Regions from separate parts of the Homo sapiens genome. Here region 2 is linked to region 1. A link is a contact called in ENCODE Hi-C or POLR2A ChIA-PET data. All regions are on one chromosome and are shown on one strand. The core of a region is the stretch at or near the end of the contact, and the rest is flanking DNA. Distances in the headings are between cores, read along the strand shown.

Region 1 (3,691 bases), core at 324-2,823:
CCCAAGTATGTTTTGAGTCCTATTTACCATAGCTGTGGGAACAGAGTGGGCAAGGGCTGCACTCCTAAGGTAAGTTCTGGAAGTGGGGAGGCTGGGGGCAGGCCAGGTAGGTGCCAGTGCCCCTGTGAAGTCCTCAGAGACACCCCACACCTCAGCCCTGGGTGAAGCCCACCTGTCATTCCTTTTCATGCCTCTCCCCAGTTCCTTCCCAGCCCCAGAGCACCTGTCATGACCCCTTTGTCTCCTGTGAGGTCCTTGTCTAGAGTTCCTAGCTGCAGCCCTAGGGCTTAGAATGCACTTGGAGCATAGTAGGTCTTCAATAAATAAGTGCTGCATAGATTAGTAAGGTGCATGGGAGGCATCACTGGGGCTGTGGTGTTCTGTTTGTTTGTTTGTTTGAAACACAGTCTTGCTCTGTCGTCCAGGCTGGAATGCAGTGGCTTGATCTCAGCTCACTGTAACCTTCTCCCAGGTTCAAGGGATTCTCCTGCCTCAGCCTACCAAGTAGCTGGGATTACAGGCATGCACCACCACGTGCAGCTAATTTTTGTATTTTTAGTAGAGACGGAGTTTCACCATGTTGGCTAGGCTGGTCTTGAACTCCTGACCTCAAGTGATCCGCCTGCCTTGGCCTCCCAAAGTGCTGGGATTAGAGTTGTGAGCCACGCACAGCACCTGGCCTGTTTTCATTTTTTTAGACACAGTTTCCCCCTGACGCCCAGGCTGGAGTGCAGTGGTGAGATCTCAGCTCACTGCAACCTCGGTCTCCCAGGCTGCAGTGATTCTTATGCCTCAGCCTCCCGGAGTAGCTGGCATTACAGGTGCGCATCACTACATCCAGCTAATTTTTGTATTTTAGTAGAGACGGCGTTTTGCCATGTTGGCCAGGCTTGTCTTGAACTCCTGACCTCAAGTGATCTGCCTGCCTCGGCCTCCCAAAGTGCTGGGATTACAGGCGTGAGCCACCGCGCCCGACCTGGGACTGCTTTTTTTTTTAACCTTTCTTAACCACTGGTGTCTTTGAGAAACCGATGAAATGTTTGGATTCTCTCCAGACAAATGCACCCCAAATGTGACACAGAATTTCAGGGACACCCCCCACCCAAGGTCATCCACAAAGCCCAGCTTAAGATCTGTTTGTCTGAGGGAGAGGGGGCTCCTGAGATCCTGGGGAGACGGTGGGGAAGGTGTTACCAAGGGGGACATGGGGACCCCAACCACCCCACAGCGGGCTGGCGAAGAGTGGGGTGGATGAACCCCTTTTCTTGTACTCTCTGCTCCAGAAGGAAAGGGGGCGAGTAGGAGGTGATCGGGGAGGAGCGGGAACACAGGAGGGAAAGAATCCGAGGCAGCGGAAGAGACCGGAATCGGAGGGTAGGGGCGCGGTGGAGAGGCTCAGCCCCGCGGAGGGAATCGGAGCAAGCGCAGCGGCGCCAGTGGGGAGAGGGCCGGGCCAGGGCCGCCCAGGAGGGCCGAGCGCCGCCAGTGCCGAGATGCCCGGGCCGCCGTCCAGCTCCGATCGCCTGCCGCGTTCCTGGCAACCGCGCGCGGCTTCCCGGCGGAGGCGGGGCCCGCGGAGAGGTTACATCTGCACCAAGTGCCTGGGCGCAGCCGGCCCGGAGGGCAGTGATGTGGGGTTCGGGTGGGGGAAGATAGGGGGCCCTGGAGGGGGCGCGAGGGCGGCCGGCGAGCCGGGCGGGGAGAGGGAGGAAAGGCTGCGGCGGCGGCGCGGTCCGGGCCCCGGAAACATTCCTCCGAGGGGCGCCCCCGCCCGAGCTTCTGGGGTCCGCGCGTCCCGGCCGGGGCTCTCTTGGGGGTCGCCTCGCCCGCTTTCCGCCCCAGAAGGCCAGTGAACCGTTCCCCCACGGCCTCCCCAAATCCCAGAGTCCGGCCGCTCCCGCTGGCCGTCCCCTCTCCCCCGAGAACGAGCCCGCCTGGAGCGGTCGCGTGGGCTCTGACACGGGCAGGAGGGCTGCCACTTGCGCCCACCCCCTCCTTCCCTCGCGGTCCGCCGGGTCCGCCCAGCTCTCGTGGGATTGGGCTGGTGTCTTCTGCACCCAATCAGGTGGTGTGGGCACCGCACTGCGTCACTCCCCTGCTCCCGGACCATCTGCGGCTCCCTATTACCACCTCTACATTCTGGTTTACAGCCTTGAGTAGGGCCCAGCACCGCGGGTAGGCTCGGGTGTCCCACTCTCCAGCACCGGGGGTCCTCCTCTCTGGTTGGGCTGTGGGTTGAGGGGCTCTGGACCAGACACCGGCCTACCCCGTGAGCCTCCTCCTATTTTTCTTTCTCTTTCTCTCTCTCCTCTCCCTCTGTTCCTGTGTGTCTGACAGCCTCTCTGTCACGCACACACATTGTATTGCTTCTGTCAGTAGACTGAATGCATTCGGTGCCACCTAGATACCAGCCAGGTCCTGGGCCTTGCACTGGGCCCTGGACGGCACCTGGGCTGAGCCGGAAACAGCCCCTGCCCTCTGAGAACTCAGGCCCTGGCAGGCAGAGTGGAGGCTGCCCAGGGAGGAGGGTAAAAGCTGAACTCTGGAGTCCAGTCAGTAGCTTTGGGTTTAAATTCCGCCCTTCCACTTCCTGGCTGGGTGTGTCCTTGGGCAAATTATACTTGGAACCTCAGCTGGCCCAGCTGTCAAATGGGAATAGAATTGTCAGTCGGCGCCACCTCATGGGGCTAGGTTGGGAGGGTTTAAGGAGATAACACCAGTAGCTCTTGGCATACACGGTCCCTTTTAGTAAGCTTCCAGCATGGAAGGAAGTACGAGGACAGAGACTGGACAAGAACCGAGGGTCCATTTGGAGTCCTTAGAATCGATGCCTTTGAGCAGACAGACTCCCCAGCAGCCCTGCAGGCATCATCAGAGAATAACCGAGTTTTCTAACCCCCTCATGTCAGACCACTATCATTCAAGCACAACCATGGGTGTGAGCCCCAGTTGGGAAAGTTTACTATTAAGGCTCTAAAAGAAGCCTGCAAATACTGGAGCCCAGTGCATAAATAGAGAGGGAGCCTCAGCTGAGACGCCTGAGCTAAGTGTCCAGGAGGCAGGGGGATTTGGGCCAGGGCTGGTGGGTGTATCATGGCACTCCAGGAACAAACAGGGAGCCAAAGGCAAAGGTCCAAAGCATGACTTCCACAAGGACACACACACACTCAGACCAACCAGGGTCAAGGCTCCAGTTCTTGTTTCACGGGTCCTGGTGGAGCCTGGCCGCTTGCCTCTGGACACAGCAGCCCGGGAAGTCACCACCTTCCGGCGGGCTGGGACAGGGTTTCCTCTGAGCCCAGCAAAGCAGCAGGCAGGACGTGCTGCTGCCTTCTGGGAGAGTTGGCCTTGCAGAGCCTGGGAAGGGGCAGACGAGGGAAGGAGGCCTGTCACATAGGGTTCTTCCAGAGATGGGTCGGGCCCTTGCAGATCTTAGAGCCTCCGTGAGATCCTGGGCTTCTCAGAGAAAGGTTTGTAGCAAGTGGGGAGGGGACAGGGCAGCCAGGAACAGCCTGTGCTCACTGCTGCATGTACATCACTCCTTGGGACCTCAAGATCTGGTTCTGGCTCTGTCCCTGAGCCAGTGGCCCTCTCCAGGCCGTGAGCCCTGGAAACTTCAGCCAATCACAAAGTGACAGTTGGCACTGAGTTGGCACTTAGGACATGCCATGAGCTTAAAGGTATTGTCTCC
Region 2 (3,691 bases), core at 535-3,034, 230 kb before region 1:
TAAGGACACAGTGAGAAGGCACCTGGATCTTGGACTTCCCAGTCTCCACAAACATAAGAAATAAATTCCTGTTGTTTAAGCACCCAATCTGTGGCATTTTATTTATTTATTTATTTATTTTAGAGCCAAGGTCTTGTTTTGTCACCTGGGCTGGAGTGCAGTGGTACCATCATGGCTCCCTGCAGCCTCAAACGGCTGGGCTCAGGGCATCCTCCTGCTTCAGCATCCCAAGTGGCTGGGACTACAGGTGCATGCCACCACGCTTAGCTATTTTTTTTTTTTTTTTAGAGATGGGGTCTTGCTATGTTGTCCAGGCTGGTCCTGAACTCCTGGGTTCAAGTGATCCTTCTGCCTCAGGCTTCCAAAGTGCTGAGATTACAGGTGTGAGTCATCACACCTGGCAATGGCATTTTATTATGGCAGCCTGAGCTGACTAAGGTAGACAGCAGGGAAAGAAGCTTCCATGCATTCCTCTTTGGGGAATCTGAACTTTCCAAGGCCTGCCTCCCTCCTCTGCAGGACGCTGGAACATGTTCAGTGATAGGTGGGCCTGAGGCTGTGCATCCCATGTCCCCAGAGCCTCTCTGTTGCTAGAAAATGTTCTTTCTTTCCTTGTGATTAAGGAGAAATCTGCCTTCCTGGGCCTCTCCACCCCTGGGGCCTGTCTCTACTACTCTACTATTTGGGTTTCTAGAACCCTCCCATCTCCTTTGGAGACATCCTCTTTCTTTTTTCTTTTCTTTTCTTTTTTTTTTTTTTGAGACAGATTCTTGCTCTGTCACCCAGGCTGGAGGGCAGTGGCACGATCTCAGCTCACTGCAACCTCCGCCTCCCAGGTTCAAGCGATTCTCCTGCCTCAGCCTCCCGAGTAGCTGGGATTGCAGGTGCCGGCCACCACGCCCAGCTAATTTTTTGTATTTTTAGTACAGATGGGGTTTCACCATGTTGGCCAAGCTGGTCTCGAACCTCTGACCTCATGTGATCCTCCCGCCTAGGCCTCCGAAAGTGCTGGGATTACAGGCGTGAGCCACCTCGCCCAGCCTCAGCCTTTCTCCTAATCATCACCTTGCCCTGGGCGGGTCCTAACTGCCGGGAGCCCCCAGCAAGCCTCATCTTAACAAGCCAGAACATAGCCCACATGAGGGGATGGGGGAGTGACTGGAAGTCACTGGGCCATGGTTGCAAAGGTGGCGAATGGCAGAGGAGCTGGGACACACCCACAGGGTGTCTGACCGTGATTTTAACTGCTCTTCCACGCCTCCGTGAATGAATGAATGAATGAACACATGTTCTACTACCAGACTTTGTTTTTCAGAAATATAGCAACCCTTTGGAAAAATCATAGGTCCTGTCACTAACAAGTTGAATTTAGTTATCAAGTCACTTTCTTGGTTAGAGAAGAGGAAAGGGGAGGAGGAGATGGGAAGAGGAGGAGGGAGGAGGGAGGATGAAGAAGCTCTGACGGGACCCAGTAGTGCAAGGCAGAGGGTGTCTCCGGAGGAAGCTTCCCTTCACTGTGGCAATTTCCTGAGGCTTGGTCTTGGCTTCTCGCAGCAAACAGGGTCTTCATCTGCCCAGCATCTGAACCCTAACCGCAGAGGGTTGAGAGACAGAGGAGGGGGCCCCCACAGGGCCTGTGGTTTGAGTGAGGAAAGCAATTGTGTAAAAGTGGAGAGCCTTTCCGCAGCCCAGGGCCAGTCCCTGCCTGAGTCATGCTAGAGAGAGAGGGAGGAGCAGGCAGGATCCTGGAGCTCCCTGGATTTCAAGCTGGCCGTGGCCTCCCGGGTGACGTCACTGCGGTCATTGCCTGATGAGCTCAGGCAGAGGCGCCTGGGGACGGGGTAAGTGGTGAGAGGGAGGGCCACGGCTGTCTTGGGTGAACCCCAGGCTCCAGTTGGAGACTCTGCTGTGGCAAGAGGTCCACCCCACCCCCGGGCGCCATCTGGGGACACTCCGGCATCCCATTCCAATGGCTGTTCTGCCAGGGCCTCACCCTGGCTCTTGGTCTTAGGACTGCTGTGTTTGCCTGCCTAGGTGTGCGGGTCAATCTGTGCAGAGCTGGGGAGCAAGTGATCACTGGGAGCAAAGACAGCTTTCAGCCTGGAGGGAGAAGCATTTCTTCCCGCTAGGATAATGGCCAATTCAGAGGCCCTAGACCATGCTGTCCCCAGAGCCTGGGTGCATTGCTGATGACGAGATCCCAGCCGGGGGTCAGGCCTCCCAGGACTGTCAAGCTGGGCTGCTTGAGTCCCTGGCTCCAGGGGTGGGGGTGGGGCTGAATGGCAAGGGAGAGAGCTGGTCCATTCCAGGCTCCAACCTCAGAACCCTCTGGGAGTAAGATTACCCAGCCCTGTGCTCGGGCTGAGCAATCAACTATAGCGCACACGCTCCTTTACTGTGGTTCCGAGATAGTTAATTGAAATCTGGATACTCTGGGTAAAGTCAGAACATCCAGCTGGGCCCAGCATGGGAGATCAGCTTGATGAGTCTCCCGCACCCTATTCTGGGCATCAGCAGAGTCAGTTCTCTGAAGAGTCTTTTTCATATATATCACATAGATAGAGAGATAGGCAGGTTGGTAGGTAGGTAGATAGGTCAATAGGTAGGTAGGTAGGTAGTTAGACATAGGTATCTATCTATCTATCTATCTATCTATCTATCTATCTATCTATCTATCTATCTATCTATCTTACTGTAGTTTAGCACAGACATTGGTTAAGTCATGTCACTCCTCTGAACCTCAATTTTCTCATCTCTAAAATGGGGATATTAGGCCGGGCGAGGTAGCTCATGCCTGTAATCCCAGCACTTTGGGAGGCCAAGGCAGGTGGATCACCTGAGGTCAGGAGTTCAAAACCAGCCTGGCAAACATGGTGAAACCCTGTCTCTACTAAAAAATACAAAAAAAATTAGCCAGGTGTGGTGGCACGCACCTGAAGTCCCAGCTACTCGGGAGGCTGAGGCAGGAGAATTGCTTGAGACTGGGAGCCAGAGGTTGCAGTGAGCCAAGATCACACCATTGCACTCCAGCCTGGGTGACAGAGCAAGACTCTGCCTCTAAAAAATATAAAATAAAATAAAATAAAATAGAGATAATAATAGACCCACCTCCTAGGATTGCTACATGAGGGCAATGAACTGATCTACATAAAGCACCAAGCATAGTGTCTGGCAGGTAAAGTTGGCCAGTAATGTCATCAACATTGTTATATAATAATAATTATTGTCATTAATTTTATTGCCCAACTGGCGTCCCAGCCTGAGCTGAAGCTCTGTCTCTTGGCCACCCTGTCCAGGAGGTATGAGCCTGTTTTCTTGGGCCAGATCTTCTGCTTGGCTTGAAGCCAAAGTGTGACTTCCCAACCTCTGCATGCAGCCCCCTCCCCAGGGTGCTGGTTGGTCTCTCCTCTCAGCTGCTGCTGCAATGTGCTTCACAGTGACAACACACCCACAGCTCCAGTGGCAGTTGATGCATCCTTGTGGCCAGAATCATGCCTGGCAGGACGCATGTGGCAAAGGGCTTGTCTGGGTCGGTGCTATGCTCTCTGTGCCAGGGAAAATCCAGCTCTTGGAGTGGGTGAGAGCAGGGAGGCCTTCATGGTGGTGGAGTTAGGGGATGGGAGAGACAGGGAAGCAATGAGGGGCTTGCACAGAAAATATCGTTTTACCCTAAGTACCCAGATGACAAATG

Evidence for each region. A loop is a pair of places that touch in the nucleus more often than their neighbours do. ChIA-PET counts read pairs that join two places held with the same protein, here RNA polymerase II (POLR2A).
Region 2: a map of endothelial cell of hepatic sinusoid shows a loop between it and region 1 (3-fold over the local background). The contact joins two enhancer-like sites. A Hi-C loop is called at or near these places in 1 of 168 maps with a recorded cell type or tissue (endothelial cell of hepatic sinusoid). POLR2A ChIA-PET finds 5 or more read pairs at or near these places in 1 of 52 experiments (activated B cell).

What each region holds. Positions count from the first base shown.
Region 1 is chr9:129,548,218-129,551,908 of GRCh38, reverse strand. No RefSeq gene overlaps it. Among named protein-coding and RNA genes, the nearest start is that of LINC00963, 61 kb to the right of the region's middle. RefSeq lists an enhancer at 3,294-3,691. Within about 2 kb of position 1,573, at least 26 of the 41 ENCODE cell types and tissues checked have a DNase peak (open chromatin) inside an H3K27ac peak, as active enhancers do.
Region 2 is chr9:129,775,369-129,779,059 of GRCh38, reverse strand. No RefSeq gene overlaps it. Among named protein-coding and RNA genes, the nearest start is that of PTGES, 24 kb to the right of the region's middle. RefSeq lists enhancers at 1,596-1,890, 1,521-2,036, 3,428-3,691. Within about 2 kb of position 1,784, at least 18 of the 41 ENCODE cell types and tissues checked have a DNase peak (open chromatin) inside an H3K27ac peak, as active enhancers do.